Linked DNA regions of Mus musculus: region 1 is linked to region 2. The links are chromatin loops, found by intact Hi-C in ENCODE. Cell type or tissue: left cerebral cortex. All regions are shown on one strand. Each heading gives the region's core, and the rest is flanking DNA. Links, peaks and the distances in the headings are about the cores only.

Region 1 (16,324 bases), core at 4,764-12,763, 50 kb after region 2:
TGGCTGGGCACAGGGCGGGGCACTTAGAGTTCCGTGGATAGGAGGCAGGGGTCTCCGGGAGGTGGGGGAGGGGGAAGAAGAATGGGACGGAGGAGCAGGAACAGCAGGGGATTAAGCCACCCAACCATGTAGGACTTCCGGTAAGTGGTCACCGTGGGCGATCCACCCAGAGCACAAAGTGGAACAGCCCAAACCTACAGGCAACACCTGTGTTCATGTCCTTCCTTCTATGTAAAGACTGGATCTTCTGTTCTCCTTGGTAGAGGAGAGAAAATGGAGCATAGAGAGGGAGGTGGGAGAAAGACATAGCTTCACAATCTACCTTATGCTTCAGACTCTGGCTACAGTCAGAGTGTAGTAGCTGGGTCCCTCCATCAGGGTTTGGATTCAGTTGGTCTGGGTTGAGGCACAGGTTACTTCCCTCCCTCCCTTCCTCTCTCCCCCCTCCCTTCCTTCTGCCCTCCCTCCTTTTGTCCATTCCTTTGTTCCTTCTTTCCTCTCCTTCCTTTCTCCTCCCTCTCCCTCCCCTCCCCTCCCCCTCCTCCCCTCCTTCTCCTCCTCCTCCTCTTCCTCCCACCTCCTTTCTTCAAGAGGTTCTAATCTGTGTCCAACTTCAGGAACCCCACAATGTCTCTGGCTCTATGGGGGCTCTGGGCCTGTCAGTTTCCCTCTCATCTCTGGGGGGGGGCTGAGGGGGGTCCTTGGAGACACAGACTGAGCTCAGGTACAGAGGCCGGAGGCCTGAGCTGAAGACTAGGCACTGTGACTTGCTGATGTGTGCACGCACATGTGGTAGTGTGGTGGGGTGTAGTCTCCTCTCCCCCAGCCTGAAACCTGCTTGCTCAGGGGTGGAGCTTCCCGCTCAATCGTTCTGCCATGCCCACTGCTGGAACCTGCTGCTTTGCTGTTCGGAGCCACACATGTGTTCACCCTGCTACTGGACCCTGAGACCAGTTGGCGGGAATCGGGTTCTCTCCCCCTTCCTTTATAACTGAATGTCGGAACTAGTAAAATTGAGCTTTGAACAGGATGAACTTGTCTTGGCTCCGTTTCTTCTTTCTCCCCGTCTAGTTCCTCCCTTAGCTTGAGTGGCCATCTCAGTCGAACCGTTCGTTGCGAGCTGCTGGCCGGCCGCAACAGTGGGGTATATGTGATAATAATATCCACCTGCACGGAGCTGCTATGAAGATGAATGAGGTAATTCTTACAAACTGTTTAGCACAAGTCACAGAACTGTGGCTGTGACGTTATGGGGGGCGGTCAGTGTTTTGGAGACCCTATTGATGTGGATCACTTGCAGTGTTGGGGTCATGGAGCCTGTGAGGGTTTAGGTCAACAAACGGTCTGTTTTGTCTTCTCTGCTGGGAAGTAGGTCCTACTCACCTTTGGGGTTCTGTCATTTCTGCCCCTTTGTCCTTGCTTGACAGGCCCTTGGCCTCTTTCACTCCCACCCCTTCTACTGGGAAACGGATAAGGAGACCTGGACAAGGCCTTCCTCCTTGCTGGGTCTCTCCTAGCTCCTTGGGGGCTTGCAGCTGGAAGCAGACATGTATGGCAGGCAGAGCACTCTCCAGCTGACTGAGTTCCATCTGAAGGCACAGTGCAGGGGAGGATAGCTCTCTCGCTCTCTCTGCTCTCCTTGTGAGCCAAGGAAGGCTGGAGAACAAGGCTGCCTGATAATCAAATGCCTGCCATGTGCTCTGTCACTCTTCTTGATGTCCCTGAAGGAAAAGGTTACTTTTCTCCTTCCCTGGGGGAACTGGGACCCAGGGGTGCAGTGAGTGACCTCGGCCAGTGTAGTTCTCAGGGAGTCTGGTCAAGTACAGACTCGATCAGATCAAGCCCTAACACAGTAGCTAGAAAGTAGGTGGAGTTTCATGTGTGTCTGGGTCTGCACTCTACTGAACTGGACCTATCCGGGTCCTCTACACCTTTAAGATAGTTCTTTCCCCAGGCTAGCCCAAAGGACTGTTGAAATTCCATAGGTTCCTGGAGTTACTCTGATCCCGGAGACTTTCTATCAAAACCTCAAATCAGAGAGAGCCTTTAGGTATTTGAGTCAGGGTCTCTTTCTCCCTGACCCAGGGCTCACTGAGAATAAGGCTATGCTGGCTGCCAATGAAGCCCTTGGGACCCAATTGTCTCTGCCTCTCTAGTTCTGGGGGTTACAGGTACAAATTACTGTGTCCAGCTTCTTTGTGTGGGTTCTGGAGGCTGAACTCAGGTCTTCATATTTGCACAGAAAACACCTTCCCATCTGAGCCATCCTCTCAGCCCAGAACCAGCCCAGACAGGACCTCTGCCATCTTCTTAATACTCTGATTGCTAAGTTTCCAGGCAAGCCCACGTCCAAGTGGTCAGAATTTTCTAAACTAGAATCTCTAAAGCATGATTGATGAAAAGCTCTGGGGAGGGGGAAGGAAAGAGGAAGCTGGGATGGCCGCTTGGTCAATCTCACTGTAGAGCTGGTTCTGGGGGAGGGGCCCTGGACCCTGCAGAGTAGCAGGCAGCCAGACTGATGAGACCTAAGAGGAGGCAGGTTGGAGGAGGTGCTGTTGTTAGCTGGGCTTCAGGGTGCTCACTGCTCACCCAGTGGGTGTTTCTGAGTCAGGACCATGTGGAGAATGTGTTTGGTCATTATTCCTGGGCTTATTCAGGGGGCGGTCTGGTGTCTGATTTCCTGTCAACCTGGTGTTCCGTTGAAGAAGGCTGTGACATCTGAAGGGTTTGGTTTGTTTTAATCATGGCTTTATAATTACCTCCTTGTGGGTTGACAGCTGTTATTAGCATCACCTTGGGCTCTCCTTGAGGAGTTTTACATGCAGAAAGTGATCCAGCACTCCGGAACAGATATCAGAAGCCCGGAACCAAACAATAGTTTTAAAGAGGCAACGGGTTTTGTAAACACAGTCAATTCTGTCCCTTTCAAAGGAACGGGGGTGGGGTGGGAGTGGGGCTAGCTAGATAAATAATTTCATGAAGGGCCTGCATTTTTCTTTTTCTGTTTAATCTGTCATCTTTTACCATTTGAGGGTATAGTGCCATTCCCTGAAGGGGACATGCAGCAGCAGCTGCTGGGGACTGTCATATTGTCACCTGGCAGCCACTCTGTGGTCATGGCAGTAAGGGCGAGCAAGGATTTGGGAAAGACTCCCATTCATTTAATGCTAGGAGCAGTTCGTGTTTGGAGAGAGAAGAGGGGACTAGTTGGGTCCACAGTGGGGATTATTGTTTAAAATTCTACCCAGGTCAGTGTAAGAGGAATGCATGAAATTATGGCAGAGCTGTGGTTGGATATGAAAATTAGCTTTCTATTTGTAAAGGGATCCCACTCCCCAAGAAGGCTGTGCTGTCTCCTTTAAGAAGGAGCCCCACCCTGGGGCCATCTAGAATATTGGTTCTCAACCTGTGGATTGAGACCTTGTGGGTATCAAACAACCCTTTTAACAGGGTTCCATCAGAAAACTGAGTTATTTACTTTGTGATTCATAACAGAAGCAAAATTACAGTTATGAAGTAATAACAAAATAATTTTATGCCAGAGGGGGTCACCACAATATGAGGAATATTAAAGGGTCACAGCAATAAGAAGGTGGAATTGTGGCAGGTGCGTTGGGAAGGAAGCTGGTTTAGAATTCCTGCCACTAGCCACTGACACATCTTTGGCCAGCTCTCAACATCACTTTTTATTCATTTTTATAAGAGGTGAGGAAGAAATACTTTGCTCATAATCTGGCAGGACGTAAGTTTAATGAAACAATGTAGGTAATTGTATTTTGGAAAGGGAGATTATTGCACACAGAGAAAATATAATCCTTGTCAGGACTTTCCTCCTTCCAGCCGCTGTATCAGAGCTGCCGTTTAGGGGCCAAAGTAATTGCTGACCATCTATCTGACTGACAGATCACCCCAAGACTCTGCCTGAGATAAATGAGCATCAGGAACTTAATTTCTCCCACGTCTGGTACATTTGACACATAGACTTCGGGTTGTAAGCAAAATGTTGTGAGACTGTGATAGGCAGCCTATTTTGGTTGAATGGGGCTTGCTCCGGCGACCCAGTAGAGAACTCTACAAGGGACGGAAAAGCAAGCCACGTTCCCAGAGTCAGGTGCCTGACACCACAGAGCCCCCAACTCCATAATTCTGCGACTATCAGTCATGCAGACAATATCCCAAGCTCCTGGCATTCTGGCTAGACTCCACCCCTACAGTTACCTGACAATAGCCAGGTATGCTCCTCCCCACAGTTACCTGGCAACAGCAAAATAGCCCAGCCCGCTATAAAAGGGGCTGCTTGGCCCCTCCTTGATCTCTTTAAGCTTTCACCTTCCTTACTCTCATCTCTAGCCCTACTTCTCTCCCCCCACCCCACGTGGCCATAGCTGGCCTCTCTCCCTCTTTCTACCTTCTCTCTTTCTCTCTGTCTTTCTACAATAAAGCTCTAAAACCACAGACTGTCTCTGCTCATCAAGGCCTGCGATGCTTGAACGATGGGATAGGCTTTCCCCTAAGAGCTGTGTCTAACTTCTCGCTGGAAGGCCTTCCTGTGCTCCAGCCACAGACGGAACCAAGGACTCTCGCCTAAGTGGGAACCACGCAGCATCTCCTTCTCCCCCTGCCCTCTCCTCCCTTCAGCTCCGGGGCTAACCGAGCCACCCCCGGAGCCCTCATTCTGTTCTCAGCTTTTCCGTGGTGTCCAGTGGTATCTGGGATGTCCGAAACTGGGAACCTAGTGCCTAGGACTGCCCCTTGTCCACCACCCACTGAATTGGGGTTTGTGACTTCATACAGCCAGACACCCACCCAGGGCCATATAGAAAGAGTGTGTGGCAGTCCTTCCGAGTCTGCCAGCCCAGAGCACAAAAACTCTGGCAGGACTCGGGTTTTCTCCCACTCCCCTCTTTCCCCCATACCCACTGCCCCGCAAAATGTTTTAATCTTTTATTTTCACATTGAAAGACATGGAAACTTTCAAATAACCCAGTCAATTCTTACAGAGTTTGACTACTGATTTTCCTCTTTCCCCTCCCTTCCTTCTTCCCTTCTTCTCTCCTTCCCTCCTTACCCCTCTCGCCCTCTTTTTAGACAAAGTCTTGCTATATAGCCTAGGGTGTCTTGACATTTGTATATGTATGTGTATATGTATGCAAACTTGACATTCATACCTTCCTCACCCTCCCTCTCCACTGCTGAGATTGACTTGGGCTACGAGGCCCAGCATTCTGATAGCCATTCTTCACTTTCTTTATGGGTCAGTGTGAAGATCTGGAATTGAGGAAATGATATTGAGTTCTTTATCAGAATTGTAAAATAAAGACAGGCAGAATTGCATATTCAAGACACACACACACACACACACACACACATACACACACACACACACAGAATGGGGGGGGGGAATCTCTAAGACGGCTCAAAAAGGTGATTTAGACAGGTGTGCCTGCCCCCTAATCCCAGTCACCAGGAGCCATCTTGGTTTCCAAGAGTGAGCCACACTTCTGCCACCCCTCCCTCTTCTCTAATTTTACTCTAATTCTTGGTCAGTGCCCCCGGCCCTCCCCCATACAACATGTGGCTGTCCCTTAGTTAACTAAGGCCTGCCAGTGCCATTACAGCTAACGTCTGATGCTGATTCAAGCAACAGGCTTGTAGGCTGTCTGGGATGTCAGCATTTGGAACCCTGGTTGTCAGATCAGTAGAGAGAGCTACTATTATCCATTGCAGGGCCCACATGTAACCCTCAGAGTGACTTTCTGAAGTCCACAAGTGTAATCAAGCCAGCAGAGTCCGAGTTCTCCATAAAATTGAATTAGGGGAGCTGAGTGAATTAACTGTTTGTGCCTCCTCATGTGCAATGCATCTTTAATTACATTTCATAAAAACGTCTGGATGGATTGATGGGATTTTATTTAAGCTTTAGGTAGACACAGGATGAAAACGGTAGTGCAATATACCATGTTCTGTTAATACAGGCTCAGAACTCATTTACTTTATGGTGGTTCAACAAAATCTTTTGATGTGGGGCTACTTAAAAATATATTACCTTTGCAAAGATTTCCTTTGGAAGACAGAGTAGGTACTCAACAGCCTGTGCGCGGTCGACCAGATGACCAATTGACAACCATGTCAACACGCATAATTTACTGTACCAGCTCCCTGGGTACATGCAAAACACTGGTTTATTTTAGAAGAAAGAATACATTTCTAAAATCTCTTTTCATTCACACGGTAGGATTTATGAATCATGCCTTGTTGAACATCAGCTCTTTGCAATGGAAGGGGTGGGGATTTCTTTGTTCCATCTGCTGTGCATTCCTATCCATTTGGATTATTTGAGGTTCTGGACTGGGGTGTGGCAGAAGGAAGGAAAATAGATGTAGCGTATAGTAAACAACAGCACAGTCCACAGAGAGGTTATATTTCATCGTGAGGATTGTATTTATACTTGCGAAACGCTATCACTGCTCTGTCAGGATACTATATTTGCACTATTTTTCTCTCCCTTCATGATGTTTTTGATGGAAATAAAAGATTGTGTTTTCCCCTCGGGGCATAGCTGTTTGCTGTTTTACTAAATGTGTTGGGCAAAAGCTGGGTCGATACCTCCCTCCTTATAGCTCCGAGGTTGCCATGGGGATGGAGACTGTATCTGCGCTGCCAGAGGCAAGTTAGCCCAACTAAGACTATGGGTGTGATGCACCCCACGGATCTGTGGAGACACCTCCTTGTCTGGTATGAAGAATGGCAGATTAGATGGTATTCCTTGCTGGTTTCTAACTCTACCATGGAGAAGTACATTGATGAGTGCTTGATGGGTTGGGCTCATTGGTTTATTAATAAACAAAAATTGCTATCTTCTCTCTTGAGCAAAAGAAGTGGGTTTGGCCCCAGAGAGGGCAAGGCTCTTTGACGGAGTGGGTAAGCATAGGTAAAAGATTCTGAAAACCAGTGTGATTGAACCTGCCCCTTCATGTTACCAGTAATGTTCTCCCTACGGCAGGACCAGAAACATGGCTTTTGGGGAAGGCCTGGTCTCCAGGAGGGATACACCTGAGTTGATACTTTAAGGCTTGCAGCTTGAAGTGAGTTTAATTTCTTTTGTTTGGCGTTTAGCTCACAGGTAACATAAGCTAGGTGAAGCTGGTGACCAAGCCTTCACTTCTAAGCGCCTGCTCTGGTGTCTGTCAGCTCATCATGTCTGACCTCCAAACTTCATTGCATCTCTTGTTCCCAGCTCCTTAGCTTTGGCAACTCTCTCCTGATGTGCTCTGGTAGAAGATACCTCAGAATTTCCATAGCCTGTGGGCCACAGGGCCATAAGAGCACTTGGTCATTGCTTCCTGGGTCTTCTAGTGGCAGTTGGGGGCCTCACATTATATCACATGTAAGGGCATATGGCAACCCCTCAAGGCTCTCAGTACATGATAACTCTTCTAGAGGGGTGAGAAGCAGCTGTGTGTGGCTGACAGAGTACATAAACGCTGCTGTTCACTGTCTTGCTGACAGCATAGTATGTGAGGAGGAAGGCCTAATCTCTGGGAGGCCCCTAGCATGCACCATCATGGGGCCTGGCATAAGTTCATCCACGGCTCTTCCACGGAGTGGTCTAGGGTGCTGACCCACTAGGAGGTAGCACATCCTCTGGTTTCAGGCTGGTTGCCGTTAGCTTTCACAAGTGCAGTAGAGGCTCTCAGCCGCTAATGTACTCAACCTAACCTGAACTGCCACAGTTGGGCCTTTAGATGAGGGAGGCCTGGGTTGGTGATCTGCCTTCCTCTGGGGTTATCTGGTTCTTCTTTGCATCTGGGTTCCAGAAACTACAACTTTTTAAATGCCCTCTTCTGTTGCATCCACCGCACCCCAGTGTAGTGAGCGAGAGGTCTGCAAGCTCACAGATAAGCAGACTGTTAGACACTCGGGCTTTTTATTTCAATGGAAGAAACGGACACCTGTTCCATTTGGAAGGCTGGAGTAGATGTCGTTTGATAACTGGGAGATCTTTTGCTCATCCATGGAGTCTCATCTAAATCCCCCAAATACTGAGCATTGCTTATCAGTCAATAGAAACCATTCTAGTGCAAACAAGTACCGGGTTCTATTAAAGAGATTGTACTTTGCAAAGGAGTTTTGATTTAGCACAACTAAAGCTTTATTGTGATAATTGTCATAAGGAAACTTTTTTTTTTTCAAGTTTTACTGTAAAAAAAATTAAACTACTTGCCATCAGACTCCAGAAGTTTGGCTCAGTGCTGGCTAACGAATTTGAGCTGAACTACATTTCCTTCTTACCTCACCTGGATCATTTCTCTGCTGTCAGGGTCCCCTACATCCCAATTTCATCTACTCTGCTTCTGTGTAATCCCAACAGCTGGGGCTCTGCCTTATTTCATTAGAACCCCAGAAATCTACTTCTAAACCCATGGTTCTCAACCTTCCTAATGCTGTGACCCTTTCATATAGTTCCTTAGGTTGCAGTGACCCCCCAACCATAAAATTATTTCAGCTACTGCATAACTGTAATTTTGCTATTGTTATGAATCATAATGTAAATATGATATGCAGGATATCTGACATGTGATCCTCCAAAGGAATTGGGACCTAGACGTTGAGAACTGATGCTCTAAACCCTAGAACAAGTCAAGAGATACTTGCCAATCAGTGGTCCCTGAAGTCAGTGACATTGGGTAAGCTCTCAAACGCCACTTGCAATGCTTGCTTCTGCTTGCCCTGATGTGCTGGGCTTGCCCTGATGTGCTGGGCTTGTCCTGCTGTCCTAGGCTTGCCCTGCTGTGTTGGGCTTGCCCAGTCTTGCCTGCTTGTTCCTCAAGCTGCTTGCCAGCCATTTTGGGTGCCATCCAGATTGAAGCCAGCACATTTTAGACTCCAACCCAGAACTACACCCCATGACTCAGGTACTGCTCCGAAGTCAACACAACAACCCTGACAAATACGAGCCTGAATACAGGGGTGAGCATGGCACCTCTTGGTCATTTATTTAGTCAATGGTGACTCTGGTGTCATTGAAGAGATCAGCCCTGCCACTCTCATTTTAATAACATGATAATTCATGTGAGATTCATCTAGTTAGAGTTACAAGTCTGTCCCTGGGGTGAGAACAAGAGGTAGCTGGAGGCTCCAGGACCCAGTATAACATGTGCTCGAGGCCACAATCTATTTTAACTACAGCAAGAAGGAGGAGGAGGAGGGGGGAGGAAAGGGGAAGAAGAAGAAGAAGAAGAAGAAGAAGAAGAAGAAGAAGAAGAAGAAGAAGAAGAAGAAGAAGAAGAAGAAGAAGAAGAGAAGGAGGAGGAGGAAGGGAAAGGGGAGGAAGGGGAAAGGAGGAAGGGGGAAGTGAGGAGGAGGAGGAGGAGGAGGAAGAAGAAGAGGAGGAGGAGGAGGAGGAGGAGGAGACAATTAGAGGTCTATGATCTTCTCAACTTAAAACGTCAGCTTTGCAGCAGATCTGCTAAGTTCAGCCTCTTTAGCTGTACCCGTGGGTGAGAATTCTTGTCTTTTGACAACCCACTGAGCAGGCATTGAATCACCCAATTACTGCAAATTCTTTTCTAAATAGAAAGTACTCCACAGCTCCCGATGGAAAAATTCCAGGATCCGCAGCAAGTATCTAGCTGTTTGGCAGAAGTGGGGTTTGGGGCATGACCCATGCTTCTTTGCTTTGCTTCCAGCTCCAGCAGAACTTCTCTGCAGATGACCTGGGAATAAACTCGGCAAGAAGCAGCTTTGGGAAGCCAGGCAAGTGAGCCTGCATCCTTCCCTTCCCACCTCTGGAGCTTCAGCCCTGACCCCGTGTAAAGAACAGGCCTCTTGCTGTGGAGGCTTGGTTGTGCTCATGCAGTTCAAGAAGCCTGCAAGTGCTTAGCCCAGCCAGAGAATTTGATACACTCTGAGGCCAAGGGAGGAGAGGCTGCAAGGAGGAGCTGGAAATGTGAGGAGGGGGTGCAGGGGTGGTTTGGAGGGGCTAGATGTTCTAACTCCCCTCATTTTCTCATGACAGGAGCAATTAGCTTCTAAATAAAGCTTTTAATTGAGACTTCAACACTGTGTTACCGCTTGTCCTAGTTACTCTTCTCCTTGATGGGACACAGTATCCTGACAAAATCAGCTTGAGGGAGGAAGGCTTTGTCTTGGCTCTCCGGTTGGGGGATGCAGTCCATCAATGCTGTGGCAGGAGTTGAAGGCTGCTGGTCACATTGTATCCCCACTCAGGAAGCAGGAAGAAATGAATGCTGCTGACTTCCTCTTTCTGCAGTTCAGGACCCTCTCCCCTCCGTGGAATGGTGCCAGTTACAGTGGGGTAGGTCTTCCTATCTCAATGAACTCAATCTAGGAAATCCCTCACAGACACGACCGAACATTAGCCATCATACCATTTAACCTTAAATGCAAAAGGCTTCTCTTTATTCTCTTTATGCTTATGCCACAGGCAGGTACAGTGATGGAATAGTCTAAGGCAATAGAACATAATGAAGAACGCAGAGTCTAAGGCCAGCCACATCTGTACCCGGTTTTGCTCCATTCTCACATCTGTCTGAAACCCCAGCACAACTCTGGGGGGGGGGCCCTCCCCCGACACATTTGGGTTTCTTATCTGTAAAACGGGAGGACACTATTTCACACACTGTTGTGGTTTAAATGACGCACGATAACCAATGGTTATCTTGTAAGACACATGGCCCTCTAAGCATGAATATATTATCCCTCTAATTAAGGCCAGCACTCGGAAAGATAAAGGGTATCATTGTGGGGTCTAAAGTTTCCATTAACATTGAAACCCAAGGCAAAGCAGGATCTGTAAGTGAATCCAGCTGCTGTTTGAGATTTTGAAAACCCTTTGGTAGGGGTGTCTTCAAGATCCTTCCAAGTCAACCGCAGCTCGAGTTGGTTTGTCTACCACCCATGGTGCAGTGTGAACACGTCACTAGTACTTCATGTGTTCTAGGGTAACCCCCACTAGCCACGAGTCAAGATATTTCCTTGTGCTGGGGCTGTGACTCTGGCTGGGGTCTGTCCTGGCCGCGGTTCATTCGGGCTTCTGGCTGCAGCCCATGGCCCAGCACACAGAGCTCCAAAGGAGATGCCCGCTTGGTGCTACTACCCTGCAGTTCTGGGACTCTGGAGTTGTTCCAAGGTGGGAGTTCTTGCTTGGGGTTCTCCTCACTGCTGCTGCTGCTGCTGCTGCCAAAAGAAAGTACAAGGACAGGTCAGACACTCCTCCACTCTTTCTCCTGGTTCCTTTCCTGTACCTCGCTCTCCTCTGCCCATCTCTTCCCTCCACATCCCTCTTACATCTAGCTTAGGGTTGGACTTGGGTATCAGGCCTCTGCCTTTCCATATCACACTTGGAAGGCCAGATTGTCGGTTCTGCATGCCTGTCTGGTTAGACGTGGTAGGAGCCAGTTCCCTGAACTTCCAAGGCAGGCTGATTCCTGCTCCCCCCCTCTAGGCTTGGAATCCTGTGACTCTGAACTGAGCCTGAGAGGACTGGGCCTTTTGTTTTGTTTTGTTTTGTTTTTCTAAAGCACGTCTTGCTTAATAAAGAGCTAGGCTTAGTTGCTTGAATTGAAAACAATAACAGCAAGGGAAAAAAATATCTTCCCTGCTCAGCACAGCTGCCATTCCTTTTCTGAATAGAATCAAATAGAAATGGCTTTGAGTAGTCTCACCCAGTGTTTGGCTAGACTAGAGCTTCCCTACCCCTGAGTGGCCTGACTAAGGGTATGAACGGGGAAGGAACCCTCACAGAACCCCAACTCTGATTGGCTATGCTTTGGGAGACTGGGGTGTGATTATGACAAGCATGGAACAAGCCTAGGTAGGCAGGACTAACTCTAAAAGCCACAAGGGCTGCTGGCAATGGGGAGGATGGAGTCTGGCTGCCTGGGTTGAAATCTTGCCTCTTCCTCTTGTCATCTGTGTGCCTTGTTGCATGTGAATTAACCACTGAGTCTGAGTTTTCCCTTTGTAAACTGGAAATCATAACAGTGCCAAGCTCTCCGGGGCCCATAGGTGCCAGTGCTGAGTGAAAGGGAAAATTGTGTGCACAACTCCCTGTACACACTCAGTGGATAACGGGGAGCTGTCTCTATGGTGCTGCTTTACAGGAAGTCGCATCAGAAGGGGGGTTCTATGGACCACACATCATACAGTTTTGGTACCCAAGGCTCAGAGAACTGGGCCTTGGCTAGAGAGCTCTTAGTCACTTCCAGAGCAAGATGAAAGCTCTGCCTACCTGTACAGTCCTGTGACATTCTGCCTGTGACAACATGCTCCTGTGTGCTTACCCCGCACATGGGCGTCAAACCAGTGGACAAGCCTGTGTTTGGATGTGAACAGCATCAGAGTGGGGGGAGTAGAGTGTGGTCAGGGTGGCGCACATTCATTTATTTCAAGAACAAGAAGCCCGCTGGGCCTTCGAGCCACTGTCACAGAGCACACAGTGATCTCTAGTCCTCAGCTGTCTCTTCACTCTTTTCCCCGAACCCTTGGGAAGTAGGACATATACCCAGGTTGTACTTCTTCCATGCCCTAGACTTTGTTCTCCATGTTCCAGGGGCTGGAAGGGAGGGGGAGAGATGTACTACCCTGTGAAGGCTGACACGGTGGCACGAAAGTTTGATTTAAAATCTCTCTCCCAGCCTCACCCGATTTCCATTGTCTGCGTGAAGCTGAGGCCAGGAGCCTGATAATTTACAGGCTGTCACTCTCTGGCTGTGGTTCAGTCTCTTTCTGGAACTGTTAACACAGACTGTCTACCTGCTGTCTTGCTGGCCACTGGGCAGCCCGAGCCAAGCACCCCGTGGGACTCACACAGTGCTCCAGCCTAACCAGTTCCGGCCAGGCAATGATGAGAAGCATCGAGTGTAGGGGAGAAAGTCTAGCAGCTTCTGGAGTGTTTATAGGACTCCAATACTTCGAGACTAGAGATGCAGTCTCACCTGGGGGTGGGGGTGGGGGTGGGGGTGGGTTGGCATATACACAAAGAGTCAAAGCCCAGTGGTTGAACTTTCTGGAGATACCTCCAAGGGCTGACTCCTAGGGCCCCTGAGCAGTAGGATACAAACATAATTCTTTTTCTACAAAATAGGCTTGTGTCTAGCATGGAGTGACAGAAGGGAGGAAGTCAATGACAACTCTAGGGCATTGGAGTCTGTCTGCTTGACTCAGCTGCAAGACAATGCACATGACAGTGTATCCTTGCAAGCACCAGGTTTGGAAGCACTCTCTGTCTCTCTGGCACCAACTTGTGTGGTCTTGGGGCAGGCAGCCATACCTAAGCCCCTGGTACCGTTTATTCATACGCAGGATGGCGGACAGTGATCCTTGTTTTCTGTAGAGAGGCAAAGGCTTGGCTTACTGTGGATGGGCTTCTGCCTCACACGCAAAACGCACGCCTCGGTGTAGGGTGGTTGGTGGGAGACCGGCATTTCCCCTTCATGGGTTCAGACTTTGTAGTCGCACCCAAAGGGACAGGGATGAGAGCAAGTGATAACGTGACTTTCTAATTGACCTTGGTGGACTCTTCTTTCAAGTCACAAGTATGACGCCTTCACACACACACACACACACACACACACACACACACACACACACACACACACACACACTCACACACTCACACACACACACACACTCACACACACTCACACACACACTCACACACACACTCACACACTCACACAGTATTGCGATTCAGAACATGAAACAGTCTTTTAGGCTGTTCTATTTGGAGGAGAAGCCTGGGAGAAGGGCATTATTTTCTTCTTGAGCGATTTTACGCTCCTGCTGTTTTAAACGTTAGTGTTTTTAATTAATGCTTTTTATTGTTCCTATACTCTCAAGATCTCCTCCTGAAGGGTACGGTTTTAGAAATCTAATATCAGAGTAAGTAGTGTTTATCGAGGTTCTTAGAAAGAAAAGAGCAGAGTTATGCTAAGATTCTTACAAAAATAATCAATATTTCATTTCTTTCAAGTGGCTGGGGAAGGTTATAGAACTATTACCATGCACAACTTTCCCGAGATACTATCTTTATTTAAAATTGACTGCTGAGTACTTTGTAAAAAAAAGAAAGAAAGAAAGAAAGAAAGAAATTATCATTTATGCCTGGATACATTGTGAAACCCGTGATGCATATCACCCAGGCAGAAATTAGCTGCCGGTTGACACGGCTGAGAGCAATACAGACAGCAAACGCTGGCGTCGGAGTATTGTCTGATCTGATATCAAGTGCCCTGATAGAGTGTGTCTCTAATAGACCTCCGCTTAACATGCCCCCACTCCCACCCCTGCCTATTCTGTAACACAGTCCATCAAGCATAGGAGTGCTTTCAGCTCATGGGATGGTTCTTCTGCCTCCTTGACCCCACAGCTCTGTGCAGGTTGGGCCAATAGCCTGTATCAACCTGTCCCTGCTGGGAAAGGCACACTGGGCATTCAGTCTGCCTGGGGCAGGAAGGGCAGCCCATCCTCTGGATGCTGGTACTCACGAATGCCCCTACTCTACAGATGTCTGAAGCTGGTGGAGACGTGCAGCCAAGTCCTCGGGGGTCAGGGGACCCTCTCCACTATTTCTATTCCTGTCTTTAGGACCAGCCGTTCTTAAGATGTGGGCCCTGGGTATCTCAGAGACACTTCTAGGTGGGGGGAAGCTTAAGGTGCAACCAATTTTTCTCATAATTCAAAGGTGTTCCTAGTCCATGTTCTTAGGAATGTCGTTAGGGTAGTTTTGAATCAATGGGTGAGTAGTATGTACTATAGAAGATCTGAGAATTCAGCTGTCTTTTCTACTAAGCCAGATAACACCAACAGGTCTACAAAATGCAAGATGAAAATACTCCTTTCATCAACTCTCTCTCTCTCTCTCTCTCTCTCTCTCTCCCTCTCCCTCTCCCTCTCCCTCTCCCTCTCCCTCTCTCTGTCTCTCTCTCTGTCTCTCTGTCTCTCTCTCTCTCTCTCTCTCTCTCTCTCTCTCTCTCTTTCTCTCCTTTTAATGAATATGTATTTTTGTCCTGCCATGGTGACTCATGACTGTAATCCCAGAACTCAGGAGGCTGAGGCAGGAGGATTGTGAGTTTAATACCAGTTCCCCCTCCCCCCAGGAATGTATTATTTTTGGGAGTATAAAATGGACTTTAAAAAATATTTCTCAGTTTAAACTTCTAATAAAAATAGTAGGTATAACCCACATATATAATAGCTACTGGGTTCTCAATCATTTTTAAGAGTTTAAAAGATTCTGACGATTAGAGAACCTCCCAGCCCAGGGGAATCGACAACACAGGCTAGCTGTTATGTTCAGGCAGGCTGTGAGCCAGCCGCTGGGGCAGGGTCATCCATCAGGTGAAACCCGTGGTCAGCAACGACCCCTGGCTGTTCTCCACACTTTATCCCCTACTGCCTCTTCCTTTGGAACACGGTTTGAAATCTATTAAACCAGACAGTCCACAGAGCCCACTCCCTCTGCCTACACCCTCTGGACAGTGGTGTGAGGCACCGTTTACCTGTTTTGGCAGGAATGGAATTCCCAGTCTGAGCGGGACTGCTGAAGCTGGTCGCCCTGCTGGCGCTGGCGGTCTGAAGCTGTCCTTCTGACAAAAGGCAGGGGGTTGAGGGCATTCAGCACCGTTCTCTTCTGTGAGTCTGCCCTCAGTCGCTGCCCCGAGCTGCCCCTCCAGCCTCCTGTTGGGGTCCTCAAAAGGCCCCCAGGTTCTGGCAGCATCTGTGGATGGGATGTTGAGGATGAAGATTTAGCTTCAAAGAGAGAAGTGGCGGCTGGATAGAATATGGAACACGTGTTCCTGGATGCTTTGGCTGTGGTAGCCTCACTGTCCTCAGAGTGAATTGAGTCCTTGGACCCCCGTGATGGAGACACTGAGGGGGATGAACAGGAGGCAGAGGAGGGGGTGTTTGTTTCTGTCCGTCGGACAGGAGGGCTCCCTGGGGCTGGGTTGGACTGCGGGTGCTGGCATGGTGGGGAAGTAGTTTTCCTTGTGGCTGGTGGGCTCAGGGTCCTGGGGCTCAGAGGAGGGCTGGGGGAGCTGAGGACAGCAGGGAGGCCCGGCTGGGATGGTCCATGACTGGAGGGCAGGCTCTGCAGCCTCCTGTCCCCTTGGGATGCCCACTGTGCTCTTTGGGGAGAGGCCTTTCTGACTCGTGGAAGGCTTCTCTCTGGACCCTTTCTGGACGCTTCTGAAGAGTGTGGGTCTCGTGAAAACCTGGCCAGGCTGGGCTCCAACGTCCTGCTTTGCCCAGGTGTAGGGTTGGTGTGGTGCCAGGGAATCGCCTTCTGGTGCTGCTTGGA
Region 2 (16,324 bases), core at 3,498-11,497:
CTCAAGAAGAAATGCATAAAGCTGTGTGGAGTTTCCGAGCCTGCAGTGAGGCTCCCTTGTCAAAGGAGAAGTGAAACTCAGTGAAGGGCAAGAGCTGATGGCTGACCCCAAAGGCTTGAGGGGGAGAGGGGAGAAAGGCTCAGAGTGAATAAGCTGAGGTAAACAAATGGCAAGGTGGCCAAGACGGAGAGGTGTGGCTTGTTCAGTCAGATGAGAATAAGTGCCAAGGTCTTCATGCAGGTGCAGACAGGCCTAAGCTGAGAGCAGCCAGTATTGAGGCAACCCTGCCGACACCCCAAGCTTTAGCTGAGGGTCAGTGTCCATCACAGACTCCAGGCAGCTCTGCAAAGGGCTTTGGAAGAAAATAGAAAGCACTGGAAAGAGTGATAGGATTTTACCTTCCTCGAGGCTTGAAGATGTCATGTCCAAGTAACATCGGGTGACAGGTTGATCAGGCTCCATTGAGACTCCTCCTAGTGAACTCTTTTCTTTGGGACTCAGGATCTTGGGCATTTCTGAGAGAGGGCAAAGGTCAGGAAAGACAGGAGGGCATCCTGGGCCTGGCACTGATCTCTTTACCTCAGCCAGGCTTTAGTTCCAGTGGATCGCACAGAGGGTTTAAAAGTGTTTTTTGTTTTTTGTTTTGTTTGCACATAGGGCCCTGGATGTCACAGACCAGCATCCTTTGGACCCCTGAGGCCTGCACTCAGGGCCCAGGGACAACCGCTACCTCCAGGCAACCTGGTGGGCACCTTCCCCACCTGGGGCATGGACACCCGTGACGATGTCACTCTAGGTAGGGGGACCTTGATGGGCTGTGGAACTTCCTCAGATAGTCCAGGGGTCACGCTCCTCTGGGGAGATGCAGCCAGGTGGTGGCTGACCACAGGCTGATACTGGGTTTCCTGATTTCAATTGTCTTGACTGCAAGGCTCCCTGGTCTTCTGGGAGTGTGGGGTGCCCTGGGGACTCTGGATGGCTTTGTGTCTGCTCTGAGACAAGGTAGGTTGGTTCCTTGAAGGGTTAATACAATCTTGTGGTTGTGAGTGTGTGGGTGGCAGGGTCCAGGCACTCCTGTTTCTGGTGGAAACAGATTTCCCCATCCCCCAGATGAAATGGATGATTGTCAAGTGCAGAGTTGCTGTTAAACTCAGATAGGCCCAGATGTAGCAGGTATGTGCAGGGGACTTTGGTAAAGAAGGTAGTGGCTGGGAGATATGTTCTTCTTAGGCAGTATACTGCAAAATATGAAAACAACTTGGTAATTAATAACTTAATCAGCCGGGCGTGGTGGCACACACCTTTAATCCCAGCACTTGGGAGGGAGAGGCAGGTATATTTCTGAGTTCGAGGCCAGTCTGGTCTACAGAGTGAGTTCCAGGACAGCCAGGGCTACACAGAGAAACCCTGTCTCAAAAAACCAAAAACCAAACCAAACCAAACCAAACCAAAACAAAACAAAAAAAACCCAAAACAAAAAAACAACAATAACAAAACAACAACAACAACAAAAAACCCCCAAAAACCAAAAAACCTTAATCAGTTCTAGCCTGGCCTCAGAGTCTAGTGGTGAACAGAGAAAGGCTGAAAGCCTAAGAAAAATCTAGGGATAGGACGAAGGTATTTTATGAACTCCAGTGCAGTCCAAGTAGTTTGTTTTACAAGTATGAAATTGAATCCCAGAGAGGGTAGTTTATTTCCTCAAGGTCACACAGCAATAGAAACAAGAACAACCAAAACACCCAAGTCCTGCTCTGGTGTGTGTGTGTGTGTGTGTGTGTGTGTGTGTGTGTGTGTGTGTGTGTGTGTGTGTAGGAGGGTGACTGAATGTCCCCCTGTAGGTGGGCTTACCTGCTGATAGGTTCAGCCCTTATGTGGTTCTGAGCTGTGCTTGGGAGGGTCTGGGCCTGAGACTATGGTGGACTGACATTTGTTAAGTGCAGAGGGAGAGGACTCGGGCCTGTGGGGCCAAAGACAGGGGAAGGCTTCCCTTTTTTTAAAATTTTTTCATATTTTTTTATAGTCTTTCTTTTCCCTCGACTCCTCCCAGATCTTCCTACTTCTCTACCCACCCAACTCCATGATATCTCTTTCTCAAAACAAATGATAAAAATAAACACACAAAAAACTCAAGACAAAAAAAAATATATCCAAATGTAACCAAATGAGACCAAGAGCCCACAGCAAAACTAACTAACAAACTGCGGGAGGAGCTTGGTTAGTATTGGTTGGCCACTGCCCTGACATGGAGCCTGCCTGGATTGCAGCTGATGTATCTAAAGTTGCTCCACTGGAGAAAACGGACTTCCCCTTTCCTCGCAGGCATCATTTGCAGGTAGTAGTAGCTTTGATGAGGGCCCATCCCTAGCCATCTCTCTTTTCTTTCCCTGGTTTCTGCTCTGCTTTCTCCCCTACTGGGAAGCCTTCTCCTCTCTGCCCCTGACCCAGGGCTTTCTGTGCTGTTGCTTATTCTTCATCATCTACCTGTCACTGTGTCACTGGCTCCTAGGCTCCTCCAAGAGAGGTCCAGGGCAGTCAGTGTGTACAGACCACAATCCCGGCACAGTACTGGGGCTAGGAAATGAAGGGAGCCGTTTGCTAAACCAGGGAGGCAGTGGAGCGAAGACTAGAGATTAGTGCTTGAGGCCTTCGGGGAAGAGGCAGGTAGTGGATGATGCTCTGAGGCAGGCCTTCACTAAGGCAAAGGCAGTTATCTGTAATGGGTGCCAGAGAGTGGCCCAGGAAGAACACCGAGAACCACTGTGACAGAAGCCAGGGCTGTGATCAGCAGGGACCAGTTTTACTGGCTGCCGGAGGAAGAGACTCCAAAGGAGGCTGAAAAAGGCCTAACTAGGGGGCTTGACCCAAAGCTGGAGGGTGGTAGAAAGCAGACAGAGAGGGAGAAATAAGGCAGAGAGGAAGAAAACAGAGAAGGAGGAGGCAGGCAGAGAGGGAGGAAGCAGGCAGAATGAGGGATGTTAGCAAAGGCTGAAGCTGGTAGGATTTGTGGGATTCTTTGAAGTTACTACCCATCTGGAACCCCTCTCAGGGGACCAGGCTCTGGTGTGAGGACTGAGTTCTTGTAGCAGAGAGATGGTCGTGGGGTATGGTTACGCCTGCTTTTCTTTTATACTCTGGTTTGACCCTAGAGGGCTTTAAGGTACCCTTTTCCTCTGATTCTGTCCCCAGCCAAAGTTCCGGCTCCAGTGGCTGTGTACTGTGGGAGTGTCCCTCGGACTAGTGTTGGGCTCCGAGCGCCCCCACCTGGAGGCATCGACTCCAGTCTTCTTGCTCACGATGAAGGTGAGGACCTGGCCCAGCGACTTGGTTTCTCCAAATTGCTCTGGTGACCCCTCTGAGGTATTTGACATGGGCCAGGAGAGGAGGATCCCTTAGAAACTACCCAGTCAAGGCCACTGGCCACATTGCTGGAAGCCAGGCCAGAGGAGGAAATGATGGTGTCTGGATGTTTGGACATTCTCCATCTGTGGCAGGTGTCTTTGTATCATGGACGTTTAAGATGCTTCTAGAGATTATTATCAGGACGTTTGAGGAAGCAGAGTTTCAGAGTTCAATGAAAATCATACTCAACTACATGATAAGTTTGAGGCTAACCTGGGTTACATGAGACTCTGTATAAAAGAAAAAAATTAAAAGCTGGAAATTATATACTTGTGAGAATTTAAATATGACAGAAATTTTATATATCAATTTTTATGTGAGTGGAGTGATGTCTACTTTTTTTTACTTTCTTTTTTTAAAAAAGATTTCTTTATTATTATACATAAGTACACTGTAGCTAACTTCAGACACACCAGAAAAGGGCGTCAGATCTCATTACGGGTCGTTGTGAGCCACCATGTGGTTGCTGGGATTTGAACTCAGGACCTTCCGAAGAGCAGTCAGTGCTCTTACCCACTGAGCCATCTCACCAGCCCGATGTCTACTTTTAAGAATGATTTTAAGTAGAGTAGCAAAGCAAAGAAAAACTAAACCAACCAAACACCAAACCTCCCCAAATCTCTGAAACCAAAACCTTAAACAAAAAGTAGGAACAAACAAACAAAAATATCGCTTGGGTCTCCTCAGGGATTGAGGGTGGTAGAGGGAGCCTCCAGAGATGGGAAAGAGGTCCTCTCAGTATGGATTAGCCCTCTATGAACCTGGAACCTCTCAAACTCCAGCAAGACGAGGCCAGCCTCCCTGGGGGCCTGCGTCTTGACCTCGGGAAGGCACCAGACATGAGTAGCAAGAGGGGGAGTCACAAGCATGGCGGCCCTGCTCTGGTGTTTGTCCTGACTTCACTTAGCACCTCTGTCACCTTCTGCTCCTGGACTCTGCTCTGGTGTCTAGCTATCGGATGTCTAGGGCAGGGCTCAGCCTCTTTGCTCTGCATGGAGGCTTCCACGACTCTGCAGGTGTGTGTTCTCTCAGGCTGTGGCTGTCCCGGGAGTTTGGCTGTCCCGGGATTGTATGCCAGCTACAGCGGAACCTCTGCAGGATGAGCATCAGGTCTTAGGACTTCTGTCGAGGGATTCTGAGGAGAGAGACAATGTGGTTGAGCTTTTAAAGCCCCCTGCCCACAATTTCCCTCACGTTTCCAGGTTCTAGGACTCTTCTGGGCCCAGAAGTTCACCCAGCCCTTCACAACAACAGCTGAACATTTTGCTTTCTTGCTTTGGGCACATCTTGTATTTACCTTGAGCCTATTAGCTTTGGCCGAAAAGCCACTTGTGTGTGTATCTCTCTCAGCCTCTTTGCAGCCAGTGTCAAGTGTACTGCCAAGCAGTGAGAAGCCATCACAGCTCTCAAGGGAACATGAGGACCAGAGTAGTCTCATGCTGAATGCTCCTCTGAAAGGCTGGCAGGCCAGGAATGGCTACCCCAGGGGCCTTGGAGTTCTGCCCTTGGGGCACCACCTGGGGGCAGCTATTCCCTCCCTGGAATCAGAGGCCAGCAGTGTGGCCCGGGACACGATCCAGATTAAGGACAAACTCAAGAAGAGACGGCTCTCAGAAGGCATGGCGGCATCTTCTCAAGGTGAGTCACGACCCAGCCACCACCCACTCTGAGATCAAGCACGCCAGGCCATCCAGGCTATGAGGGTCAGCAGGTGTTTGAGGTTTTGGGGGTCCATTGGGGCTGGTCAGTGGGTTTCTGCTGAGGTGGGTGCTGTTGTGGGATATGAGGTAGCATTGAGGATGAAATCTAGCAGAAATGATGGAGAGGGGGCGTGTGTCTTTTAGGCTAGCTTAGGGGTGTCAAGGCAAGTCTCCCCCGTATCAGAAGAAATTGATTAGCCGCTGCCTCTGCCTGGCAGCAGATTGGCATTCTGTGGATGCACACAGAAGGACTGGGCTTTACCAGGAACACGGCTGACTTTTCTCTGGAGTATATTCCTTGAGTTGTCGCGTATTCCTCGAATATATTATTACTTTCACATCTCTGACCAGCACACGGAGCAGAAACATCTGCAGAGGAGAAGATCTACACTGGTTCACTGTTTCACTGTGCATGGTGGGGCAGGCAGGCAAGCAGGGTGGGGGAACTCCGTTCGTGGAAGTGGGTTCATGAGGCTGAGGCTGGTCCTGTCAGGAAGCTGAACACAAGGTTGGACCCAGAGTCTGGGCTGTGACTTCAAAGGTCTATCCCCAGTGACCGACCTACTTCCTCCCTCCTCCAGCTGGGTCTCATCTCCTGATGGCTCCACGGTTGCTCCAAATAGCACAGCCAGCTGGGAGAGAGTGCTCCAAATGGTCTGAGGAGGGACATTTTCCATCTGAAGTTAGGGATGAGAAGGGTGGTATGCCGTCTATCCAGGGCCAGCTGTGCCTTCTCTTAGCTCTCTCTTAGCCCAACACTGCTCTTGTCTTTCCACCTGTACCATCTTTGACTTTGATTTGCATTTCTACCATGTTTTATGGAAATGAAAAGGGACCCGCAAAACCCGCTGCTTAGCTAGTGATCTGGTGGATGTTGGGTGCCAGGCTGGAGGGAGCCCAGCTCTTTCCCCTCCCCCTCCATCATCCCTTCTTCTCCCAGGATGTGAGGCCTAGGTTAGTACAGCAATCACCCTCAGCTCTCCGTGCTCCAGGTACTAACTTCTTCCCCCATCTTACCCCTGCTCAGCCTCTCTGGATCCGGTGGGAGGCCCCAGAGGGGTTCCTCTGCGGAGCACAATCCCCCGCACCACCTCACAGAGGCTCCTGAGGGTACCCAGGCCGATGCCTCCCATCCAGAGCATTCCCACCACCCCTGAGGCCAACAGTGCTAAGGAGAAGGACCTGGACCCTCCTGGAGGCAGACAGGATCTCCAGGACCCGGGAGCCAGTGCCCAGGAGGTAAGGCAGCTCTGTGGCTCCCCATTCCTTTATCAACTCTTGTCCCTGTGCCCCGGCTAAATGTCTCTAGACAGTCCTCAAGACCAGGGTGGCATTGAGACCCTCATTTCACGTCTCCCTGTAGCGTTCCAGCTGTTACATCTGGCCTGAGAGTGGTGTGTGTGTGTGTGTGTGTGTGTGTGTGTGTGTGTGGTTGCCTGAGAGGTATGGGGGCTACAATCCTTTCTGTCCTGGAGTTGGTGGACCCAGGCTTTCTTTGGTGTTCATGTTTTGGGATTTTTCCCGGTCTTCTGCTCATCTCTTGCTTAATGCCAGCTTGTTGGCATGGAGGAAGGCGTTGGCATCGCCTTCCCAGAGCTGTTTTGTACATCTGTAAAAGCAGAGCTTTGAATTGGGGGTTTTAGAGGGTCCCTTCCAGCTCTACACAGTCAAAGATTTTTCTGAAATGAGAAGATTAAAAAAAAATTAAAATCCAAAAAATAATTAAAGCGACGGAAAAGCTTGCCAGTCTTCCTACCTGGAGTGGTTGGGAAGGGGTGACCTTCCCAGAGGGGTTGGAGTGGGGCTAAGAGACCGAAAAGGGAAACAAGAGGACATTTCCCAGCATCCTCTCACCAGCTGCCAGGAGATGCTTTGTGCGAGGTTACCAGGAGCAGAAAGTACAGTGTGAGTCATGCTTCCAAGGACCAGGCTCCCTCCCCCTCACAGGTGCAGATTTCCAGGCAATACTTACACTGCGCTGATGAGAAGATGCACAAGTCTTTAGGAGGCCTCGTGATCCCACCCATTCCGAAGGCCCGGATGCCCACAGGGACCTCTTCCTGCAGGCCTGGCTCCTTGCCCAGCCCCCTGTGTCCAAGCCAGGATGTGCTTATGGGACCAAAGGCCCCACATACGCGGTAAGCGGCCTACTTAAAAATCTCAAGTCTGTTTGTGGTCATCTCTCCTGTAACTTGTCTTGCCCCCCACCCCCCTTCCCTTGGGCTCCTCACTGCTGAGTCACCGTGGCTGGCACAGTCTTGAGGCACCAGGTTTGGAAAGGGTAAAAATCCCCTCTTGTGAATGGCAGACATGCGGAGACCACAGCATTGTTGTTGCGGCTCCTCTGATCCTGGACTCTGGCTGGCTCTGAAGGCATTCATGACCAGTAATGTGGGCAGTAACTTGTTTTCTAGTTTCTCAATGTCTACAGTTGCCATAGTGATGAATAAAATACACATTGTTTTAGGGCATGGTCAAGCCCATGGTGGCTCTCTCTTATTTTGTATTTTCTTAACTGACAGATACTGAAACCACCACTATTATCATGTATAATGTGTGTATAATGTATATAGTGTGTGGTCATGTGTGTGTATGTTTGCATATACATATGTGTGGGTATATGGGTTTTTCATAAAATGTTTGGACTTCAAAAGGCTCTTCATACCCAGAAACAGTTGGGGCAGAGGCTCTAGGTTATCATGAATCTGCTCGTAAAGAAGACAGGCAGAGCCTTCTAGACGGCTATCAGCATCCAGTGGCCAGCCCAGACTGATACCCCAATTGGGTATGTAAGAATTCCTAGGCACATGCCTGTGAGTGTACATCTGTAATCATGTTTGTGTCTGTGTGTGCATTTGTATACACACATGTGAGTGTCTGGGAATGTATGTGAGTGGGCGTTCAGCCACTATAGGTCTGCCTTTCCCGGTGCGGCGTATGAGTGTACATTTCTGTTGCTATGATAAAACACCACACAGGGTCAAACAAGTTATGGAAGAATTTACACGGACAGAGAGTTCTGGAGGGTAAGAGCCCACGGTGGTGGGGCAACATCAGGCATCATAGCACAGGATGCCGAGAGCTTACATCTTGACCCTCAGAGCGAGAATACCGGGAATAGCTTGAGGCTTTTTAAATCCCAGAGCCCACCTGCAAATGGCATAACTCCTGTGGGCAAGGCCACACTATTCAAACATTGCCACTACCACCCCCCACCCCATCCCCGCCCAAGACTCTGGGGCACGTTTGTCACTTAAATCACCACCTATGGTTGTCACATCCTCCTCCTGCATTTCTTTGGCCTGATCTTCCAAAGTCTTCCATTTCTCTCTGGCTTTCCGAGATCTCCTGTTTCCTGGGCTGCCTTCTCTGGTCACAGCCATGTCTCTATCTTTGTCTGGGCCCTGCTAGACTGTGGGACCATGTCCCTGCACTTGTTCCTGGATGGGAGCTCTCTTCCATCCTCACCTTCACACTCACCTCTGCACTGGCCTTCCTTACCACGGGACGCTTCTCCTGGCACACAGCTTCTCTCCCTCTCTCTGTAGCATTAGTGACAGAGTCTTCGATCTCTGTCCAATGCCTCTCATGACCTTTGTGGCTGTGGCTAGGGTTGACATTTTTCTCCTCTTTCTCTTGGTTTTATACCCATGTCTTGATCTTCCAGGCACTCTCCTACATGCCTTTCATCTGTTGCTCAAATCTGCCCATCCTCAAAATTCCTGGTTTTTTTTTTTTTCTTTCTTTTTTCCTGGAGTCTTTCCTCGTGGCTATGATCTCCAGGGTCATTGGGCTCTGGGTGACTTTGCCATGGCCTGACCTCCCCCTGGAGACCCACACTCTCCCTGGGACTTCTGGTTTTTCATGGCTTGCTGGTCAGCATTAGAGGAAGTATGATGGAAGGGAATGCATGTTACCATGGCAACACGAGGCACCTCCTGCTTCCCCAAACTGCCCTTTGATGGAGGAGCTGCCCTTTGCCTACTTCAGCAGCCTGGCTCTGGCTTCATGTGCTTCTGGTGCCTCACTGAGTGTCCCTCCCCATGCTGTCCTTGCAATAACAAGGCACACAGAAGCTCCCATCTGTTTCTTGTCCCCGCCGCTGCCTCCCACGCTGCCTCCCATGTTACACTCACAGCTGCCTCTTTTTCTTCTTTTTTCTTTTTTTCGAGACAGGGTTTCTCTGTGTAGCCCTGGCTGTCCTGGAACTCACTCTGTAGAGGAGGCTTGCCTTGAACTCAGAAATCCACCTGCCTCTGACTCCCAAGTGCTGGGATCTAAGGCGTGTGCCACCACTGCCCGGCTTCACAGCTGCTTCTTAACTTCACCCAGACAGCCACCCGATCTGCCTTATCCAGCCCCTTGCTGTTCAGCCTCCCCTTTCTGAGTCCCGTCCTCAGGCAACCCTTCAGTGGTCTTTGGCTTTCTTCTGCCTTTTGCTGCCAGCAGCCTGCTTGGTTTGACCTCCAGGGGGCAGCCTTCCTCCTCCTGTGCTGTCTGTAGGCCTCCGGCGGACTCCTTTGTGGGTGTGCTGGTTCCTGAGCTAGAGCCCCATTTCCTCCGTGGCACTTTTCTGTCCTGCACATCAATAAGGTCCTTCCACCTCGGCCTCACCTGGCTTTCATGGCTGGGGAGGACAGGAAGGGGTCACCTCTGCTTGTCCACATGGCAGAGACTGCCTGTCCACCCCTACCTCCCTTCCATTGTTTCATTGATTTAATTAATAAATCTTGGCTATTTAAATTGATTTTGTTTCTTTTTTTTTAAATGTCTGTTCATTTTATTTTTCTTGTCTTGTTTAAAACCTCATTCTATTCTTTAACTTGCACTTTATAGGTCAGGGGCCATATCTCAAAAACCTGTGATGCTAAGCTAGGGGCCTGGCAGGAATTAATCACATAGGACACACCCGCCTTAGCTCTCCATCTGCAATTTGGCTCTCTCTTCCCCACCTCTGTAAGGCTGTCTAGAAAATAGGTGGAAAATTCCCCCTATTGCCACTTCACTCTTTCATCTGCCTAATCATTTATTCACTTAAAAAAAAAAAAACTACTGAGCACCAACTATCTGCTGGGTGCTTTGGAAACCAGGGTGAATACATTTTGGGGGGATGAGAGAGATTTGAGGGTAAACCATTGAGCCTAAGCTCAGTAAGATTGGAGGTGAGATAGAAGGCCTCACCAGTCTCTCGGGAAGCCCAATAGAAAAGCGCCTCAATGAGGCTGGGCTGATTTCTTAGGGGGAATTTTGAAGGAGGGACAGCACAAAATGGAGGACAGAGACACTCAGGGAGGAATGATAGAGGCCTTTAGGAAGCTACAAAGAGTCTGCTTGTGAGACTGGCTCAGTATGAGGGGCCTTGAGTCCTCACCCGATCCCCATCTTAAAGCTCTTAGGTGTGGGGATGAGACAAGCTCTGATGTTAGAAGCCTACTGTGGGACTGGGGAGGTGACATGCAGGGAAAGTGTGCAGTGCACGCACAAGACCTGGGTCCCTAGGACCACCTGAGAGCTGGTGGCCACCAGGATCCACCTCTGCCCCCAGTGTGTGAGAGGGGCAGATGAGATCCTCAGAGCAAGCTGGGTCACCACGTTAGCTGAAACAGCAAACTGTGGGCTCAGTGAGAGAGACTGACTGTCTCAAAACGTAGCGGAGAGATGGAGGGAGACCCTCAGCGTTCACCTTGGGCAACCCCCCCCCCACATGCACGCACTCGCAGGTGCCTCTCGACAAACACCAACCCAGCCAGGAACGGGACAGCATCTGCATCCATTTTTTAAAAAGTGTGGGGAGCAGTGGGGGAGGCAAGGTGGCTAAGCAGCTGGCACACTTGCCATGCAGCGTGGGCCAAGGCAAGGGTTGTAGCTGGAGCTGTGGGGAGAAAGCAAGCTTTCCCATCAGCTATGCTACAGTCAGAGACATGAGTCTAACTTAAGACAGCAGCTTTCATGTGGACGCTGTGACCTAGGGAATAGATGTTTGCAGAGCCAGGGAATTGCCTAGCCCTGGTCACGGATTCCCAGGTTGGCCTGGCTGATAATCAATCAACCCAGTCTTGGTGTCAGGAGCTCTATGTCCTGCCACTCTGACAGGAAATGAGCCCATCTCTGTCCATCACACCATCTCCCACCTTGGAGCAACCCCGGGCTTCTGGCCCTGGTGTCTCTCACAGTTGTTTTCTCTCTCTTACTTTTAAGATTGACTTGTGAGAATGGGCCTCTGGAAAAGACCCCTAAATCTCCGGGTACGTATTCCCCTGAGGACTCATCTTGTTCCCTTTTCTGTGCCTCCGTGTTCTGGGTTATGGAATTAGGCCAGGGGAGACCTGAGGGCCCTCAGGCCAGGCCTCTCATTTCACAGATCAGCGGGAAAGCTGAAGTCATCACACTTTAGGGTGGTAATAAGCCTGTGCCAGGAACCAGGAAGGCAACGGTACTTATCGGCACCGGCTCTGCTGAGCGCCAGGATGCACACCAATTCACGTATCACATGACCATCCTGACGAGGGGGGATGAACAGGTCACCCAGGCTGAGTAGTTTGATCCAGGCTACCTTGAGGCTCAGCGACTTCTCTTGGAGACTGTTAAGTAGCTCGGCTAGACCTGCGTTCAGGGCTGCCCTGTGGCAGAGTGGGCCTGACACAGCAAGTGGCAGTTTCTTGCTCTGTGTAAAGCGCATAGAGATACCCTCACCGGACAGAGTGAGACCTTAAACCATTGCTCAAAAGCCTCAGCAGTTGCTCTCAGCAGATTCAAAGGTCAGGGGAGCAGGGCCAACCAGAGAGTGGATGTGTGGCAGGGGGGAGGGCAGTTTTCTAGAAGGAGGAGGGAGAAGGGAGGGGGATGGATGTGGAAGGTCATCCCTTCTGGGCTGATCATCTGCTGCTGGGGCGAGATTGTGGATGGAGGGAAGCTGCACTGTGGCTGGAGAGTGTTTAGGGGGCAGGCAAGGAGGGCACAGTCTGTGAGGGGCACTCTGAGCTCAGGCCGCACAGAGCTTCTGCTCAGCTGACTGGAGGGAGGGTGACTGGCTCCCTGGCAGGTCCCTGACTAATCAGGTCAGCAAGTGAGGTGGCTGGCAGAGTGGCAGGTTGTTGCCCTGGAGGCTCTGAGCTGGGCCTGAGAGGCAAGCCTGGCAGCTACACCTTGAAGGCAGGCACCTCTCCTGTCTCCCCGGCTCAGTCGTGTGGAGTGTGCCTGGGGTGCCTGAGGTGATACACGTGAGACCTCGAATGTCCTTATGTGCTAGCCCTCAGATGGCTGGCATGGCAGTTTGGTCCAGGAGACCATGTCATCATCAGGTGTCCATAAACAGGGACAGCCTGCTCAGACAAGGCTTTCTCGGTGTCTCTTGGGGGTGTGGGTAAGAACTTGGATATATGAAAATTCTTAGAGCACAGTTTGTCGCTGGCTGTCAGCTGGGGTGACACTGCTCAATAGTAACCAGAAGGGCTGCCATGCTGTCTTTCGTCTTGTGGCACTCTCACAAACCTCACCCTGAGCACTTGGCCCCTGAACATCTGTGCCTCCTCCCACATCTTTGACCTCTTAACCCTTCCTCACTCTGCCACAAGCAGAAGGACCCCTCATGAAGAAATGGTGACCACTCAAAATGTCCTTTCCATCCTGGGCATCCCTAGGTGGCAGCCCCAATTTCAATGAACCCCTGGTGAGCCAGCTCTTTTGAGGTGGTGAATGCCCACGTTTAAGGGCAGGAGGAAATTAGGGGACTCATTCTGTCTGTACCTTTAAATCCACCGATTGGGAAAATACAGGGTGATGGAGAGCTGCTATGGAGTTGATGTTGTTTGGAGAAGAAGATTGCTGGGCCTCAGTTTCTCCATCTGTGAAATGAGAGGATTTAGACTAATGTTCAAAAACTCTCAGGCCCCTTCTGGTTCTGCTGGAGTGGTATAAACGTTTGGCAAGGATTATTTAATTTGATTGATTTTCCACTCTCTGTCCACTTGAATAAAATGTGCAGTTATTGTTTTCTGAATAAGTGAATGAATGAATGAATAAATGAATGAGTGAATGAGTGAGTGAATGAATGAGTGAATGAATGAGTGAATGAACGAGTGAGTAAATGAATGAATGAGTGAATGAATGAGTGAGTGAATGAATGAATGAGTGAATGAATGAGTGAGTGGTTGGAGTATGGCGTGGTCCTAGACCTCCCTGGCAATGCTAACTTCCCCCTTAGGAAAGTGTGGGCAAGAAGGACTGAAGATTGAGGGCTTGTACTCTAAAACCCATCGGGCACAGGGTCAGGGACCCACTGATAGCCCACAGTGCCACTGTCTTCAGCTCTGTCCCTGCTCTTGACTTCTCCAGCGTCAAAGCCTTTGGTTCCAGTTGTCAAGGCCAAGTCTGCTGAAGCCCCCGAAACGTCCCTGGCTTCGTCACAGTCTACCTTTACTCTGACAGCATTCTCCAGTCATGCCAAAGAAACCCGCTCCCTGGAGAACGAAGAAGACCAGAAGGAGTCCAGCACCAAGGTACCAGGGAAGCAGGAGGAGGAAGAAGCTGAGGTCCAACTGGCTGGATACAAGCACGCTTCTAAAATCTGCTGTGCGGCAGCTGGCCAGCCAGCTGGTGGGGAATGAGGCAGAGCCAAGAATGACCAAGGCTGCTTCTCCAAGTACTTAAGGCCAGGACCTATGGACAGTTTGGGGAGGAGGGCTGCAGAGATGGAGAGAGTCAAGAAGGAAGCTGAGGTTGAGTGTGGGGACCAGGAACAAGGAGGATGGCAGATGGAAGGAGGGGGGAAGGACAGAAGAAGGTGACACGTGGGCTGGAGGGAGCAGGATGCTGGGAAGAGGCTTAGCTGAACCAGGCTGAGTAATTTGAACTGACCCCCAAGATAGCAGCCAAGAGGCAGCTGACTCAGAGGCTGATGGGCCAAAGCTGTTCTTGACAGGCTGACAAATACCTTGCACTGGAAAGGTGACCTTCGGGAGGTGGCTTCTCTTGCCCGATTGAGATGAGTGTAGTCACACATTGTTATGGGATCCCTGTGTTCTGTCTTTGAAATGGGCATGGCAGCTTAGCTCTGAGGCAGAGACGGGAGGTCTGCCCTGAGCGAGTGCTGTGTCACAGACACAGATGCCTCGCTGACAGCATGACAGCCAGTCTCTAAGAAGGGCAGCCGTGAAAATTCTATGTGTGATATGACTTTATCTTACAGCCTGCCTCAGCCACTCACTCCACAGGCATTCCGCAGGCCCGGACGCTACACGTTGTTTTGTCCCAACCGTGTTACCCCAACTCCACGGTCCCGCTTGCTTGTTCCCTACCGGCTCCTGTTCTGGCTCTGGCATTAGCCTTTGGCTGTTTCCACGTATCACGGCACTCTCCTGGAACCCAGGGCACTCCCAGCAGCCCAGTGACTCTCCTAGCAGTCTCAGTCCTCAGCACCCCTCTGAGGTCCCAAATGTCACATCTCAGTCCTCCTCTGCCTTGCACTGAGTTTGAAAATTCAGCTTCTGACATGTCCCGTCTGAACTTTCCAGCTAGGGATACAAGTGAGAAAGGAGGTGTTCCGGGCATTCATTAAGGCCAGTTCATCTCCTCCCTCCTTTGTCACCCCTCCATCTCCCTGACCTGTAGACACCGAGGACCCCAGGGCTCAGTCCTCTGGTTTCTGGGCGACATAATCATCGCAGAAAGTGTGCTCTGCTCCATGACACAAACTGCTGTGTCCAAAGTACTGCAGGCTAAAGACTGTCAAAGTCCTCACCGCATCACCCCCGTACCTTCAGCATCTCTACTTAAATATCTAATTAGGTTCTGAGTCTACCATGCCTAGAACTCCTACCTTGGCATCTGTCACTCACAAGGTCTCTACCCAGTGAATGGCAACTCTTAGCCACTCAGGCAGAAAATCCTAGTTCCACTTTTGGCTTCTCTTCCCCTCTCTCTATCTCTTTCCTTATTTTGTGTATCAGCAGAACCAACTCTACTTGCAAACAGCTTTTGTGTTCCACTTTCCCCACGCTCTCCCTTTACCCTGGTCCACCCCATCCCATTCTTGCACAGATGTCCCATTATTCCCTAATGGCTTTCCATGTTCTTGATTCTCTCCACACAATGGAAGTCAAAGTGTTCTATGGTTGTTGATAACATCATTGGTGGAGGTTGCATAAAGGGGCTTCTCATTCCATTTTTAAAAAAAGATTTATTTATTTATTATATGTAAATATACTGTAGCTGTCTTCAGACACACCAGAAGAGGGTGTCAGATCTCATTATGGGTGGTTGTGAGCCACCATGTGGTTGCTGGGATTTGAACTCAGGACCTCTGGAAGAGCAGTCAGTGCTCTTAACTGTTGAGGCATCTCTCCAGCCCTTATAACTTCTTAAGAATGTCAATCAATTTAAAGATAAAATGTTATGAAAATACAATCTTTGGAGAAACTGTTCTCCCGAGTGGAAGAGTTGGATCCTGTCATGCCTCTGCTAAAGACTTTAAATGGTCTCTTACATCCTTGCGAAAAGCTAGAACCCCTTGTTCCTGGCCTTAAAAGTCAGCATAAAATGGATCCTGTCAGTTCCTGACTTGCTTTAACTCAGTGCTCCCTACTTCCTCAGGGCACACCCCAGCTTCAGAGACTTTGCAGTCAGTCACTCTTCTGCTAAAACGTTTCTCTCTTCAAAACGATGTGGCCTGTTGCCTGTCTTCATTTGTGTCTCCACTAAATTTCATGCTGAGGGGAGTCACTTATCTAAGGGGTTTCTTCCCTGAAGTCAAAGCTGTCATATTGTTGCTTTGCTTTTCTTCTAGCATATCTCATATGACATTTCAGACAGACCGACTATTTACTGCCTGTGCCCTACCCCTTCTGAGAGGCTCCCAGAGCATCAGGACTTAGCTCTTTTTGGTTCCCTCGGGGACAGTGGCTGACACATGGGAGGCAGTCGTAATGTTTCTCGACTAAATGAAGGAAAATGTGGAAAGACCAGTTGGGTTCTCAAGGTTAATAGACATTCCCTTGACCTCGTGCCAGGTCCAAGTCACCATTTCCAAGTCTGCCCAGGAAAAGATGAGGCTGAAGCAGATGAAGGAGATGGAGCTGCTTCGGAGGGCAAAGGAGCCAGAGTGGGAGCGAGAACTGGTTTCCCAGGGCTTAGGCACACGGAGAACCTCAGCAAAGGAAGGTACTAATGCCTTGGGTGGGTGTCTCCACTGGGAAAGCTTCCTGGACAACTCCTGGGCTCTCAAC

Evidence for each region. Peaks named below come from ENCODE experiments on the same cell type or tissue, not always from the same donor. Only the 100,000 strongest peaks of a DNase experiment are listed, where the experiment ranks them.
Region 1: it touches region 2 in a loop (3-fold over the local background); 5 of 42 quality-filtered maps call a loop at or near these places.

Annotation. Positions count from the first base shown.
Region 1 is chr17:71,733,531-71,749,854 of GRCm38, forward strand. It overlaps Pcare (photoreceptor cilium actin regulator), which reads right to left. Exons shown (of 2, transcript NM_146082.4): 1 at 15,525-16,324; 2 at 10,025-11,199. The coding sequence ends at 10,986. Among named protein-coding and RNA genes, the nearest start is that of Pcare, 11 kb to the right of the region's middle. In left cerebral cortex, for the core only: no CTCF peak of the experiment used is centred there; DNase peaks (open chromatin) are centred at 6,263, 6,637, 9,163 and 9,571; H3K27ac peaks cover 635 bases.
Region 2 is chr17:71,684,397-71,700,720 of GRCm38, forward strand. Togaram2 (TOG array regulator of axonemal microtubules 2) reads left to right here. Exons shown (of 20, transcript NM_177087.4): 2 at 658-796; 3 at 3,190-3,303; 4 at 4,753-5,040; 5 at 6,130-6,341; 6 at 7,050-7,240; 7 at 11,301-11,347; 8 at 13,437-13,600; 9 at 16,109-16,259. The coding sequence starts at 769. Among named protein-coding and RNA genes, the nearest start is that of Togaram2, 19 kb to the left of the region's middle. In left cerebral cortex, for the core only: a CTCF peak has its summit at 9,571 (motif pointing right); DNase peaks (open chromatin) are centred at 6,701, 7,072, 7,926, 9,193 and 4 more places; H3K27ac peaks cover 1,760 bases.